Linked DNA regions of Homo sapiens: region 1 is linked to region 2. A link is a loop called in an ENCODE intact Hi-C map of the cell type or tissue named here. Cell type or tissue: testis. All regions are shown on one strand.

Region 1 (8,000 bases), 550 kb before region 2:
ATAATTAGTGTCATCATTGTCAAGTTCAAGTTCTCCTGACTTGTTGAAAAGCCAAAAATACATATTGTGACAGGGAAGTTCCCATCAAAGAGTAGTAAGGAGAATACCAATTGGGAAAGGACAACTTCATAAAAATAAACAAGTATGGCATAATGGTTTGTGAAGCTGATTCTTCTGGAATGAATAATAAAAGCAAAATACATGAAGGCACCCAGTTCTGTAAGCTCCTAAATTCAAATACTCCAATATGATTACCTTGATTAAACAATAAATAAAACATACCCTGATGGGTAATTTTGTCATGGAGCCTCTACATTCTTAATGAAATCCATCTGAACATTGCTTAATACAGTCGTAGAAGAGTGCTAATTTAACCTGACTTCAACAAATGCTTTATTTTACCTCATCTACATAAATAAGGTGTGTTCACAGTTCTAAAACATGACATGAATATGAAGATTAAGCTACACATTGGATTGTAGGGGAGGATACCTGGATTTGGCTCACTCCACTAAACCAAAATATCACCAGCCATTATTATCTAAAAGAAATACTGCACACATCTCAGCTGAACACTGATTTTTCCAAATGCTTTACGTTTAAAAAATAGTAATAATGTAGTGTTTGGAAATAATGTGTAAAAATAGAGTGTGAAGCATTATTAGGAACAGATTTATAAACAGAGGCAGAGGGTATCTACATGAAAAAACATGGCTAAGCTCTGCTAATAATCAAGTCTTTGAAACAAAAGCTCGCTGGATCTTTAGCTCCTCCAAAGCAAGAGATTTTGTTCATTCATCTTCTTATCCCCAGGGCACAGAAAGGTAACACATGGGAAGTCATTGAGGAAGGTTAAATAAATAAATAGGTGTTTCCACTGAAATTATACCCAGTAAGATGCATTCAATAAGATTCAAGTACCCAGTTAACCATTGCTGAGAATTACTTATTCTGTAAAATTTGATGCTATAATTGGATTTCCTAGGAAGTTTTGAGACTATGTGGTGAAATACTCTAGCAATCTCATGGTCCAAAGCACCAAAGACAAAAAATCAGTCTTAGCATTGTAGGTTGGGTAGGCATAATTTTAGTTTGAAGTTTAAAATATGAGTCTCGGCGGGGTGTGGTGGCTCATACTTTGGGAGGCCGAGGTGGGTGGACCACAAGGTCAGGAGTTCGAGACCAGTCTCGCCAATGTGGTGAAACCTCGTCTCTACTAAAAATACAAAAATTAGCCGGGTGTGGTTGTGAGCGCCTATAGTCCCAGCTACTCGGGAGGCTGAGGCAGGAGAATTGCTTGAACCTGGGAGGTGGAGGTTGCAGTGGAGCCGAGATCACACCACTGCATTCCAGCCTGAGCGACAGAGCAAGACTCCATCTCAAAAAAAAAAAAAATAAAAAAATAAAAAAAAATATATATATATATATATGAGTCTCAAGTCCTTGTTCTTTTGTGGACAAATTTCTAGATTGCTCTATAATACAAAACAGGCTGCAGTCACTTGAGATTGTGATGGTGGAAACTTATTAAAATATGGGAAAAACTGTAGGTTTAATAATGTGCCTGTGGGCTAGATATTCAGACATCATGGGTCACATTTGTGCTATTTACCAGCATTGCATCAACTGTTCAAGTTACAAATATCTATTGAAAGCTTTGTATTTGAAGGACATTGTGGTAGAGCGTTTTCTCTCATGAGTTTAAGAACTAAGGCTTTTAGAAGGTTAGAAAGAAGTCTTTCCCAGGCTCAATCTTTTTCCATTAAGAGCAGACTTCATCAACACCCGCTTCTCCATGCCTCGTTGTACTTTTTATATTTTTTAATTCTATTTTTGTCATAAAAATTCTATGTATTTAAGATATACAATATGTTTTGATATACATATACTTGGTGAAATTATTACCACAATTAAGCAAACTAATATAGCCATATCCTTCTACAATTTTTCATTGTTGTGAGAGCACCTGAAATCATCTCTTAGAAAATTCCTGGTATATAATACAGTATTATTGACTATAGTCATTATGCTGTACATTAGGTCTCTAGTGCACCACAGAACTTTGCTTGCACTACTCTTACAGGGTGGATGCTATTGCATTAGAGTTCATCGTGTATGGGTCTGTCTCCCTTGTTATACTGCAAGTTCCCTTGGGCAAGCCATATATATCACACTCCTATGCATGTGCTCAACACCTGCCCAGATGCCTGGCACAGTCAACGGTAGAAGGCCTGCAATGCAGACTTTGGACTTAAATTCAGGCAGACTTTGACCTGCATCCTCACTCCCAACCTCTGCTGGGGCATTTCTTTCTTTAACTGGGGCTCATGAGTACAGTGTCTGGAAATAAACAGAAGCAAGACTTATGAATAAGAAGTCCAGGTAGATCTCTTAGTCTTTTTTGTATCATGGGTCATGCTCACACCACATTGTAGCTGCTCTGGAATTGTCAAGATTTCACATTTGAACATGAACTGGGGTCCTTGAAGTAGGGATGCCATATTTAACAAAGAAAACACAGGATGCTCAGTTAAACTTGAGTTTCAGATAAATATCAAATAATGTTGTAGTAGAAGTATGATGTCTCAAGTATTGCATTTGTATACTTACATTTTATCTGGCAACCCTAACTTCAAAAAGATAATAAGTTGGAGGTAAGAAGAGTCAGATAATGTGTTTCTCAATAATTTTTTATTGTGTAGAACAGTTCTCTTCTCCAGTCCCCAAACAATAAATTCTGGCAGCAACACCTGTCATTGTGACAATGAAAAGATTTGACACACTTTGTTTTACCCACTATGGGGTAGTGTTGTTTCAGTTTGGAAACCATAGGCAATATACTCCCTAAAACCGAAAGTCAGGAAATGCACGTGCCAGGACTCCATAGATAACATAGTCACACAGAGTCAGGCAAAGAGCACATAATGTCCATTTTCTGGTTAGTACCTCATTCAGACCTCCAGAACAAGCTCGTGAGGGCAGTCATAGATATGACTTGCATTTAAGCCTGTACGTTTGACAATTGTAACCCCCTAAGAGAAGAGCTAACAACCACCTCAGATTTCATAACAGCTTGACTTATAACATATTAGGGGATAATAAAAACATACCATATCTGAAACGTTAATTATAAATATGATAATAATTATACCTTCAACTTGTACCGCACTTTAAATTCATTCAAAGCACTTTTCTGTCCATTATCTCATGCGATCATTAGTGTGGTATTTACCAGACATTAGAGAATGGAATGTCTGTTCAAGCCACTGTTATGGCCAATTTGCAACTTCTGATACTATCAATTTGAAACCACAAATGGGAAGAGATGGGTCTCCTTTTTCTCTTTCAGAAATCTGTCAGTTCATCTATCAATTGCGGGCTTTCTCTCAAGTATTTTTATGACTAGTCCTAGATTTTCCATTAATGTCACAAGAATATTCTCTTTCTGAGCAACTTAGGCAATTATGCTAATTTAAGGTAAGAGTTTTAAATAAAATCAAATCAAAAGTAAATTTAAAAATTTGTGATGAACTGTCTTTCTCCCAAGAACTGTCTGGCCTAGGAAGGCAATGTCTGACAAACAGCAAGAGTTCAGTGAGTTCTGAAAGAATGAATCCATGAATGAGTGCAGGAACAAATCAACTTCGAATGACAATCTGCTCTACTTCTAACTGAATTTGCTACAAATCTCACCAGCCTAATGAAGACTGCTACTGAAATGGACACTCATTAATCACAATATCAGTTCCCACTGCACTCCAGTTTGGATGACAGAGTGAGACCTCATCTTTAAAATAAAAATAAAATAAAATCACAACATCGGGTGCTAGAGCCATCTGGAAACCATTTAATGGAACCCCATGCGAATAAATGCATGGTCCAGGGTCATCTGAGACAACGACATTTATGTTTTTAAGCAACCAAGATGCCACAGTCAGAGGCAAGAATCCATTCCCATAATTAAACATGAAGGACTACTCTGAGGAAGTGTATTCTTTTCTTGAAAATAAATTTTTGAATGCAATCAAAATCAATTTCCTTTCCTCTGGTCCTCAGTGAACAAGATACAGAGCCCACTCTTTACATATAAGTTGCCCAAATAAATTACCAGCACTTGATAAATGTTTAGTAGTTCCTTGCTCTCTGAGCAAAATGGGGGATGAAAATCTCACCCTCTGTTGGACAGATGTGGTAATTGTAATTGTTTGGAACTTGTTTGTTTAACTCACCATTTTCCATTAATATTCATTTTTTCCCCAATTGGTCTTAAATTCTTGGTTCCTGTATAGAAAGAAGACAAGTCTGTTTTGGCTCTGCCCAAAACCAGAGTTCTTCCCACTATGTGCCAAATAAATAATGGGAACTCCATGGTAATTTGAAGTGGCTGTTGTCTCATAGGTTTAACTCACTCACTTATTCTGTCATTCGTCCATTCATTAATTCATGCAGTAAATATTTATTTACTCTGTGCTTTTCAAGAGTGGCACTAAGCTAAAGTTACAGGTGCATCTCATTTAACCCTAAAATGTTGGCATTATTGTTACCCAGATGTTACAGATGAAGAAACTGGGGTTAAGGTAGTTTAAGCAACATGTCTAATGTCATCTCACATGCCTAACATCTGGCAGTTATGGAGGAGCAAAGACTCAAAATGAATCTGCGTGGATCCAAAATCCGTGAATGTTATCTCTGTCTCAATGGATGGAAAAAAAAAAAAAGAAGGAGGAATGTTTAGGGAAGCAAAATTACTTTATGGAAGACCAAGTCTGCAGGGCCAGCTGGCCATGCCTTCTGAGAAGGCTCAAGAGCTTTAAGCAGTGGCCAGAGGAACCTGTGCCTTTCTAGGTTTCAGGTGGACACCACAAAGGCATTATTCCTAGAAAAAACACACACGGGTCTTAAATTCTTGCACTTGAAATCCCATTCCCCATGTGCTGCAGAGCACATTCTTTGCATGTAACTTTTTAAAGTGGCCACATTCCTGCCATAGTAGTTATTAAGTGTGGTGTCAAAATGCCTTATGCATATTACCAAGGAGTGATTTTCCCAGAAACATGTTTTAAATCATGTATATAGCAAGCACAGTACAAATATAGCTGGGTGAGTTCGAACCAATAAAAAGCAGTAGAGAAACAGAAACCGGAGATAGTGAACCTACTTGGGCCCCTTGCAGAATTTCTCTACCTTAGGGGAACATGTCCAAATACACAACACATAAAAACACATATTACAAGACAAAATTGAAGAACTTAGTCAATACTGCAAAGCTATTGGAGCTTTCAGGAAAAATAAAGGAGGTAAGGAACGACAATGTAAAAGAGAAACAGCAAGTGTAGAAATGGCTCCACAGAGGTGTGGATTTGTGGTTCTTCAGACTATCTAATGAGCCTTGGTGACTGAGGAAAAGAAAAGCACAGAGAGTGATGACATTTCTTAAAACAACTTTTCTCTTTTTGGAGAGCGAAATGTCCCTCCAGCAGCCATGGAATAGCTTTTGGCTAGTGTGGCCATGAATGTGTGTGGTCTCTCTGGAAATCCTCGTTCCAGACAGGGTACTAAGGTCAAGATGAAATAACAAATGTGTGATAGAGAATTACTGGGACCCCTAGCCCCAAACCACAAATAGTAGTTAAAGGTTAATGAAAATTTTATCTGCATTGTCCTAGATCTCAGTCTAGAGAAAACAATGTGCTTATTGGAATCCAATCTAATAAGAACGCCCATCAATGTGTTATGGAGCATTTTCAAAGGGATGAAAGCGCTGCCAAAAACTTTACATGCACCATCCCATCAAACCCTTACGTTTCAAGTAAGGCCACTTAGAAAAGAATTAGGTTTTTCTCTAAGAAACAGGCCAACAGAAAGTGCTCTGAAACAAGGTAGCGTTTTAGTAGTTACACTATTTCCCCACTAACCTGCAAAGCCATGCCCACTTACACATAGTTTAACCAAGTGTTCTGGAGTCTTCTGCCCCACACATTCTTAATCACTGTTCCCCTCTCTACTCCCTTCTCCTGCTCACCACTTACTAGAAGCGAGAGTGGGTTTCTGCACTTGAATGTTGGGAGCAGAGCCTAATCTCCTCAGTCCTGCATTTCAGCAGGAACTGCCCATTAAAAAGGTCATATGGACTCCCACCTGGCCAGGGAGCCTCGGCATCAGGCTGTCCACATTGTTCACTTGATAAGTCCTGCCCAGTGGGAAGCCTTTTCAATGCATAGAAGCTATGGTGAGGCCAAGGCCATGCATATCAATGATAATAAGTATTGATCATTCTATGCTTCAAATGGTCCTCAGCTCTTTGATTATAACATCTCATTTAATTTTCACAAGCCAGTGATGGCAGTATTTTTTTTTTTTTTTTTATTGAGACAGAGTCTCGCTCTGTCACCCAGGCTGGAGTGCAGTGGCATGATCTTGGTTCACTGCAACCTCCATCCGCCTCCTGGGTTCAAGTAATTCTCCTATCTCAGCCTCCCAAGTGGCTGGGACTACAGACGCATGCCACCACGCCCAGCCAATTTTTGTATTTTTAATAGAGACAGGGTTTCACCATATTGGTCAGGCTGGTCTTGGACTCCTGACCTCAGGTGATTCACCTGCCTTGGCCTCCTAAAGTGCTGGGATTACAGGCGTTAGCCACAGCACCCAGCCCAGTGATGGTAGTATTATACTCACTTGCACATAAGAAAATGAAGTCTCTGTTTATCAAGCAAAGCATGGATTAAAGCCCAAGAATGTTTGCATTGAACCCCTGTTCCCTTTCTCCTGCACCATCCAGCCTCTCAGCCCTGCATTGCCTGCTGAGATGGGCCTCAGGAGATCCTTCTCCACGTATCTCTCCTAGGAAGGAAGTATTTTCCGAATGAGATGTGAACCACGTATTTCCTAAGAATGTGGCCATTGTGGACCTGGACCTGGACACAGGCTAGGTCAGCTGAGAAGCATGTTACTCAAATGGTGGTTGTGACTGTCATAAGGCAGAAGAATAGTGTGGGGAACGGTTCTGCTACATTCCTAAAAGGAGCAAAGGGAAATTAATATTGTGCTTGAAACTAATAGCAAGTGATCAGCCTAACCCAAGACAGAGAAGGAAATAGCAACACTTTATGCTGGACTTAGAACTGCAGAGCAGGTGCACAGAGGGCTTTGAGGAACCTGATCCCTGGCTTTCTTTGTCTTCTGTTTCAGATAAAGGACAGTAATTATTTGGGACCCTTATTTCTGTTACCAGAAATGTGTGTGTTGATAAAAGCATTTATTTTCCTTTAGCTATGGCATGATGTAGGAATAGGGTGTGTGTGTGTGTGTGTGTGTGTGTGTGTGTGTGTGTGTGTGTGTGTGTGTATGTGAGAGAGAGAGAGACAGACAGACAGAGAGAGAGAGAGAGCAAGCTGGCTTTGGAATCAGCAAACCTGAGGCTCAGCCTCACCTGTGGGGCACCCACCTAACCTCTCTGGACCAAGTTTCCATTTTTAGAAAGGACCGTTTTTAGCCCTAATGTTCTTTATTCTACTGACCTGCTGCCAGGGAATTGTCTACCTCTGATACTCTTCTTTCCTAGAGTCCACCTTACCCAAAGGATAGAACTTCCTCCATGGAACTGCCCACTTCTCCAGCTGCCAGAGTAGTACCTTCCTGGTGTTGTCCAGGGCGGGGGCAGGCAAGTGGCCTTAGGGATGCACAGGCCAATTTCTCACATAGTCTAATAACCTGGCCCATCCTGAAGCTCTCCCCACCAATTACCACCTGTTCCCTAAGAAAACATCAGTAGCTTCCACCTGCCCAATCATATCTCACCTGGGCGGACACACCCCCATCAGGGGAGTGAAGGGCTTAAGAGATGGAGCACGTGGAGGAAGAGGGTCAATACTGAGGAGCTTTCTGCTTTCTGAATGAAAGGAACAATATATCACCCAGAACATCATCATCTCTTCAATTATTATACTGCCGGGACTTTTGTTCCTATTAAAATCTATCAGAACAGCCAGATGTGGTGG
Region 2 (8,000 bases):
CCCAAATGTTTTCATTTAGACCTTTCCGTGTGTTATTGGAAAGCTTACTTGTACTTCCCCACTCCAAACATGCTCTTCCTCTAGCATTCCTTTCTTGATAATGGTATCTGCCAGCAAGTTAAGCCAGACACCAGGGAGTCATCTTTGTCATTCATTCCCCCTCCTCCAACATTCGGTGTATCAGTAAGTCTTAATCAATTCTACCTTCTAAATATATCTCAAACACATTTGCTTTTCTCCTGTTCTATTTTCGTCACCCTAGACAAGCATTTCTCAACATTGGCACCATTGATATTTGAGGCCAGAAAATTCTTCCTTGGAGGGGGCTGTCCTAGATATTATAATCATTTTGAAATATATGCAGTGCATTCTACATAACAAAAACCTTCTCTCCCAAGTAAAAAACTTTTTCAGAGCCTTATCTTATCCAGGGGGACAAAATTACCTAACCCCAGCCCCTTCTAACCTTCCTGTCTCACCTAAGGGAGGTGGGCAGCAGGGGGAGATAAGAAACACTTATGAAGGTCACAGCCCAGAGACACAAGCCCAGAAAAATATTGAGATTTGATTTGAATTATAGAATGCCTCCCCTCCCTCACTTCTTACTAGCCCATCAACAGGACTTCAGTATAATAAGAGTGGATTAAAACTCATACAGGTACAAGATTAAAGCGGACACAGGTACAAACTCTATTTAAGAATAACATTTAGAGAACGCCAAAGACAAGAGGAAAGATTAAAACAAGGACACTAGAGGAATTTGAAGCCCTTTTGCCTTCAGCTACAGCAAACATTACATAGAGCCAAGATCCCAGCCAGATAAATATAAAACCTAATACTAAAGGCCTGTTTGCCTCAGTGCCTATTACCTGATATATTACATCCAGCTTCCAATAAAAAATTGCAAAGCATGACAAAACACAAGAAAAAACACCATCTGAAGAGACAAAGCAAGCATGAGAAACAGACTCAGATATGACACAGATTTTGGCATTGTCAGACAGGAAATTTAAAATAACTGTAATTAATATGTTAAGGAATCTAATGGAAAACGTAGGCAGCATACAAGAACAAATGGGTAATATAAACACAATGATAGAATCTCTAAGAAATTATCAAACAGAAAGGCCAGAAATCAAAAACATTGGAACAGAAATGAAGAATGGCTTTTTGATGGCTCATCAATAGACTAGACACAGCCAAGGAACAAATCAGTGACTTTCAAGATATGTCAATAGAAACTTCTTCCCAAACTGAAATACAAAAAAAAAAAAAGAATTTGAAAACAGAACAGAATATCCAGGAATTGTTGGCAATTTCTAAAGGTGTAACATGCACACAATTGTATACCAGAAAGAAAAGAGAGAAATAGTTAAAATAATAATGGCCAAGAACATTCCAAAATTAACGACAGACAGTAAACCACAGATCCAGGAAGCACAGAGAACACAAAGTAGGATAAATACTAAAATGTCTACACTTGGGCATATGATAGGAACATTGAAGAAAACCAAAGACAAACAGAACATTTTGAAAGAATACAGAGAGTAAAAAAAAGGACAAGAATTACAACATGTTTCTTGTCAGAAACCATGCAAGCAAAAGCAGAGTGGATTGAAATACTTAAAATGTTAAAAAAAAAAAAAAAAAACCCTAGAATACTACACCCAGCAAAATTATCCTTCCAAAGTGAAGAAGAAATAAATATTTTCTCAGGCAAGCAAAAACTTGGGAAATTCATTGCCAGCAAACTGGTCCTCCATGAAATATGAAAAGAAGTTCTTAGGGAGAAGGAAAATTATAATAATCAAAACCTCAGCTCTACATAAAGAAAGGAAAGGAGCCAGAAAAGGAATAAATTAAGGTAATGTAAAATCTTTGATTATTTTCTTATTCTTTTTTTAAATAGAATCAGGGCATGCACATGGTGGTTTGTTATATGGATATATTGCCTACTGGTGGAGTTTGGGCTTCTAGTGTACCCATCACCTGAATAGTAAACATTGTACCCAATAGGTAATTTCTCAACCCTCAACCACCCCCACCTCTCCCCTTTTGGAGTCTCCAGTGTCTATTATTTCCTTTTGTATGTCCATGTGTACCCACTGTTTAGCTCCCACTTATGAATGAGAACATGCAGTAGTTGATTTTCTGTTTCCGAGTTATTTCACCTAGAATAATGAACTCCGGCTTCCTCCACGTTGCTGCAAAAGACATGATTTCATTCTTTTTTGTGACTGCATAGCATTCCATTGTCTATATATATTAAAGTTTCTTTATCTAATCCACCATTGGTGGACACTTAGGTGGATTCTATGACTTTGTTATTGTGAATAGTGCTGCAATAAACATATATATATATAATATTTTTCCTTTAGGTAGATATTCAATACTAGAGTCGCTGGATCAAATGTTAACTCTATTTTTAGTTCATTGAAAAATCTTCATACTGCTTTCCATAGAGGTTGTACTAATTTACATTCCCACCAACAGGGTATAAGCATTCCCTCTCCTCTGCATCTTCGCCAGCATCTGCTGTTTTTTGACTCTGTGGCCATTATTAAAGAGTCAAGAAACAACAGATGCTGGCGAGGCTGTGGAGAAAAGCAATGCTTTTACAGTCTTAGTGGGAATGTAAATTAGTTCAATCATTGTGGAAGACAGTGTGGCAATTCCTCAAAGACCTAAAGCCAGAAATACCATTTGGCCTAGCAATTCCATTACTGAACATATACCCAAAGGAATATAAATCATTCTATTATAAAGATACATGCATGCGTATGTTCATTGCAGCACTATTCACAATAGCAAAGACATGGAGTCAACCCAAATTCCCATCAATGATAGACTGGATAAAGAAAATGTGCTACATATACACCATGGAATACTATGCAGCCACAAAAAGGAATGAGACTATGTCTTTTGCGGGGACATGGAGGGAGCCAGAAGCCATTATCCTCAGCAACTAATGCAGGAACAGAAAACCAAACACTGCATGTTCTCACTTTTAAGTGGGAGCTGAACAATGAGAAGACATGGGCACAGAGAGGGAAACACATACTGGGGCCTGTAGGCGGTAAGGTGCAGGAGGATGGAGAGCATCAGGATAAACAGCTAACACATGGAGGGCTTAATACCTAGCTGATGGGTTGATAGGTGCAGCAAACCACCATGGCCCACAATTAACTATGTAGCAAACCTGCACATCCTGCATATGTATCCAGGGACTTAAAATAAAATAAATTATAATAACAGCCAATTCTGGCTGGTATGAGATGGCATCTCATTGTGGTTTTGATTTGCATTTATCTGATAATTGGTGATGTTGTTTTTATATATTTTTGAGAACTTGTATGCCTTCTTCTGATAAATGTTTGTCATGTCCTTTGCCCACTTTTTAATGGAGTTATTTGTTTTTTTCTCATTGAGTTGAGTTTCTTGTATATTCTGGATGTTTGTCCTTTATCAGATACATAGTTTGGAAGTATTTTCTCCCATTCTGTAGCTTGTGTGTTTACTCTGTTGATTATTTCCTTTGCTGTGCAGTAGCTTTTTAGTTTAATGAAGTCTCATTTGTCTATTTTTGTTTTCGTTGCATTCGCTTTTGAGGTCTTAGTCATAAATTCTTTGCCTAGGCCAATGTCCTGAAGAGTTTTTCCTAGATTTTCTTATAGGATTTTTATAGTTTCCAGTCTAGCCAGAGCAATCAGGCAAGAGAAAGAAATAAAAGGCATCGAAATTGGAAAAGAGAAAATCAAATTATCTCTGGTCACTGATGACATGACCTTATACACAGACAAACATAAAGACCCCTCCAAAAGACTACTAGACTTGATAAATTACTGAAGTAAAGTTTCAGGACAGAAAATCAACAGGATACAAAAATCAGTAGCATTTCTATACGTCAATAATGTTCAAGCTGAGAACCAAATCAGGAGTTCATCTCTTTACAATAACCACAAAAAAAAAACTAGGTAAGAGATCTCTACAAAGAGAACTACAAAAAAAAACTGATGAAAGAAATCATAGATGACAGAAACAAATGGAAAAATATATCATGCTTATGGAGTGGAAGAATCAATAATATTAAAAACAACCATATTTCCCAAAGCAATATACAGATTCAATGCAATACCTATCAAACAGCCAATGTTTTTTTCACAGAATTAGAAAATATCATTCTAAAATTCATACAAAACCAAAAAAGAGCCCAAATAGCCAAAGCAGTCTTAAGCAAAAAGAAAAAAGCTAGAGACATCACATTACCTAACTTCAAATTATACTACAAGGCTATAGTAACCAAAACAGCATGGTAGTGGTATAAAAATAGACACATAGATCAATGGAACAGAATATAGAACCCAAAAATAAAGCCACATACTTACCACCAACTGATCCTCAACAAAGTTGACAAAACTATACAATGAGGAAAGGACATATTACTCATTAAACGGTACTGGGAAAATTGGATAGCCATATGCAAAAGAATGAAATTGGAGCCTTATCTCTCACCATATACAAAAATTAATTCAAGATGGATTAAAGACTGAAATGTAAGACCTGGAACTATTTTTTCTTATTCTTAACTGATCAAATAGAAAACTGTTCAAAGTAATAACAATGTGTTGTGTGATTATAGGATATGCATACGTGAAATGAGTGAAAGCAATGCTATAGGATGGGAGAGAGAAATTGAGAGTGTGCTGTTATATGATACCTATGTTACCTATGAAGCAATATAGAGTTACTTAAAAGAGACTTAGGTGCATTGTAAATGTGTACTGCAAACGCTAGGCCAGCTACTACAAAAAAGTTTTAGTACAATTGAAGTATAATTGATAAGTTATGAGTGGAGAGAAAATGGAATGGTATAAAATGTTCAATTAAAACCAGAGAAGGCAGAAAAAGAGAAGAAAAAAGAAACAAAAAAAAGTACAACAAAAAGAAAATGATGATAAACATGGCAGACAGTAATTCAACTATATCAATTATCACTTTACATATAAATTGGCTTAAACATGCCAATTAAAGGACAGAGATTGTAATTGTTTTTTTAAAAAAATGATAAAAAAAGACCTTATTGTCTACAAGAAACTCATTTTAAACACAAAGGCACAGACAGGTTAAAAGAAAAGTGGTAGAGAAAAATATATCCTGTTAACATTAGTCAAAGAAAGCTGGAGTCATTAGATTAATTTCAGAAAAAAAGTCTCCATCTATTGTCAAAAAGTGTGGGTTGCATACTGAGGGTTAAAACTACCTCTGGCTGAGAGGCACTAGCTTAACCCACCAGCATCTCTTGCCAGAACACCTTCAGTAACTCTTTAATTGGTTCTGTTATGTATACTCTTGGTCTTTAACATTTGATTCTACACTGCAGCAAGAATGATCTTTTAAAATTCAAATCTCATCTGGGCACGGTGGCTCACACCTGTAATCCCAGCACTTTGGGAGGCAGCGACGGGCAGATCACTTGGGGCCAGGAGTTCAAGACCAGCCTGGCCAACATGACAAAATCCTATCTCCACTAAAAATACAAAAATTAGCCAGGCATGGTGGCACATGCCTATAATCCCAACCACTTGAGAGGCTGAGGCACAAGAATTGCTTGAACCCAGGAGGCAGGGGTTGCAGTGAGCCAGGATCTCACCTCCAGCCTGGGTGACAGAGCAAGACTGTGTTAAGAAAACAAAACAAAAGAAAACAAAACAAACAACAACAACAAAAAAAAAAACACTCAAATCTCATGTAATCCTGTTGCTTAAAACCATCAATGTCTTTCCTCTATTTTTAAGACAAAAGTCCAAATTTGGTAATGTGTCCATAAGGCTCTGCATGTTCTGACCCTGGCACCTTCTCCAGCTGCACTTAATGTCATCCCTGCTTTGCTCTGCACACTCCAGCCTCATTGACCCTCTTTCTGTTCCTTGAACTCAGTCCGTTTCTTTCCACACCAGGGTCTTCACAAATGCTGTTCCCTCTGCTGGAATTCGCCCCCACTACCACTTACTGCCTCCTTGCCTAGATAACTGAGCTTCAGACACCACCTTAAAAGTTTACTTTCTCTAGTTCAATTCTGGTTCCCTTCTACAATTTCCTAGCACCTGCTACTGCTCATTATAGCACTTATCAAAACCACACTTCATCAGTTAATGTAAAAATATTAGTTTTACATTTGTTCTCCCTGTTAGATTATAACAGGGATTTTGTCCCTCTTGTTCACATGACCAACATAGCTCTCAAAACATAATAGGCCCTCAGTACATACTTAATAAATGAATACATGAATTGAAGAATGAATATCTTTGTAAATATAATTTTAGGACTGCATAGTAGTCAATCTAGGTTATGATAAAAATTTATCTAGCCATTCTTCTGCTCATGACCATTTAGATTGTTTTCAAATATTTACTAAAAATAGAGAGGCATAAAAAAATAAAATATTATTCAAATGCATAGTGTCAAAATTTCTCTTAGGAGAAAAACTTTAAGGGGAAATCCCTTATTAAGAGCTTGGGGTTACACTGAGATTCCAAGGGGTATATGGCAACTGGCCCCCAAAACTTCAAGAAAGCGTTTACTGCACTTACTGAAACAAGAAGATGAATTTTCTCATTGTTCTAGAGAGGCAGAGTGAAAGACATAGCATGGAGGAGAGATGAGAGGGAGAGAGAGAAAGAGAGAGAGACAGAGAAACAGGCAAGGGCAGGATGTGGTGGTAGGTGCTGAGTGGGGACAGGTCAGGAGAGGATCCCTAGTGACATGGTGACCAAACCAATCCAGGAGAACAGAACAGTGCAGGGAATATGTCCCCACAAATCTTGTCTCTTAAATAACACTTTTGTTGGGTTGTTTGTGTGTGTGTGTGTGTGTGTTTTTACCCCAGAATAGATGAAGAGGCTAGATCCCATATCTGAAAGACATGTAAGAAACTGAATTAACTCAAGATGGATTAAAGATTTAAATGTAAAACCTCAGACTGAAAATTTTAGAAAAATAAAACAGGAAATACCAATCTGAACAATCAGACTTGAGAAAAAAATTCTGACTGAGTCCTCAAAAGCAATTGCAACAAAAACAAAAAATGACAAGTGAGACCTAATTAAACTAAAGGGCTTCTGAACATCAAAAGAAACTACCAACAGAGTAAATAGACAACCTACAGAATGGGAGAAAATAGTTGCAAACTGTGCAGCTCACAATGGTCTATATTCAGAATCTATAAGGAATTTAAACAACTCAACAAGTAAAAAAAACAAATAACCTTATTAAAAAGTGGGCAAAAGAATAGATACTTCTCAAAAGAAGACATACAAGTAGCCAACAAACACATGAAAAAATGCTCAACATCGTTAGTCATCAGAGAACTGAAAACCAAAACCACAATGAGATACCTACCATCTCATGCCACTCAAAATGGCTATTATTAAAAAGTCAGAAAACAACAGATGTTGGTGAGGCTGCAAGGAAAGGGGAATGCTTATACACTGTTGGTGAAAATGTAAATTAGCTCAGCCACTGTGAAAAGCAGTTTGGAGATTATTCAAAGAACTAAAAAGAGAACATTTGACCCAGCAATCCCATTACTGGATATATATATCCAAAAAAAAATAAATCATGTGATATATATATATATATATAATGGAATACCACTTAGCCATAAAAAGGAATGAAATAATGGTATTTGCAGCAATCTGGATAGAGCTGGAGACCATTATTCTAAATGAAGTAACTCAGGAATGGAAAACCAAAGATCATATGTTCTCACTTATAAGTGAGACCTAAGCTATGAGGACACAAAGGCATAAGAATGATACAGTGGACTTTGGGGACTCAAGGGGAAGTGCAGGAGGTGGGTGAAGGATAAAAGACTACACATTGGGTAGAGTGTACACTGCTTGGGTGATGGGTGCACCAAAATCTTCGAAATCACCACTAAAGAACTCATCCATGTAACCAAACACCACCTGTTCCCCAAAAACTATTGAAATTAAAAAAAA

What was found. A loop is a pair of places that touch in the nucleus more often than their neighbours do. Peaks named below come from ENCODE experiments on the same cell type or tissue, not always from the same donor. Only the 100,000 strongest peaks of a DNase experiment are listed, where the experiment ranks them.
Region 1: it touches region 2 in a loop (7-fold over the local background); 2 of 110 quality-filtered maps call a loop at or near these places.

What each region holds. Positions count from the first base shown.
Region 1 is chr4:16,748,178-16,756,177 of GRCh38, forward strand. The region is part of intron 2 of LDB2 (LIM domain binding 2); the gene reads right to left. Among named protein-coding and RNA genes, the nearest start is that of LDB2, 150 kb to the right of the region's middle. In testis, a CTCF peak has its summit at 4,177; no DNase peak of the experiment used is centred here; H3K27ac peaks cover 480 bases.
Region 2 is chr4:17,303,066-17,311,065 of GRCh38, forward strand. No RefSeq gene overlaps it. Among named protein-coding and RNA genes, the nearest start is that of SNORA75B, 14 kb to the right of the region's middle. In testis, no CTCF peak of the experiment used is centred here; no DNase peak of the experiment used is centred here.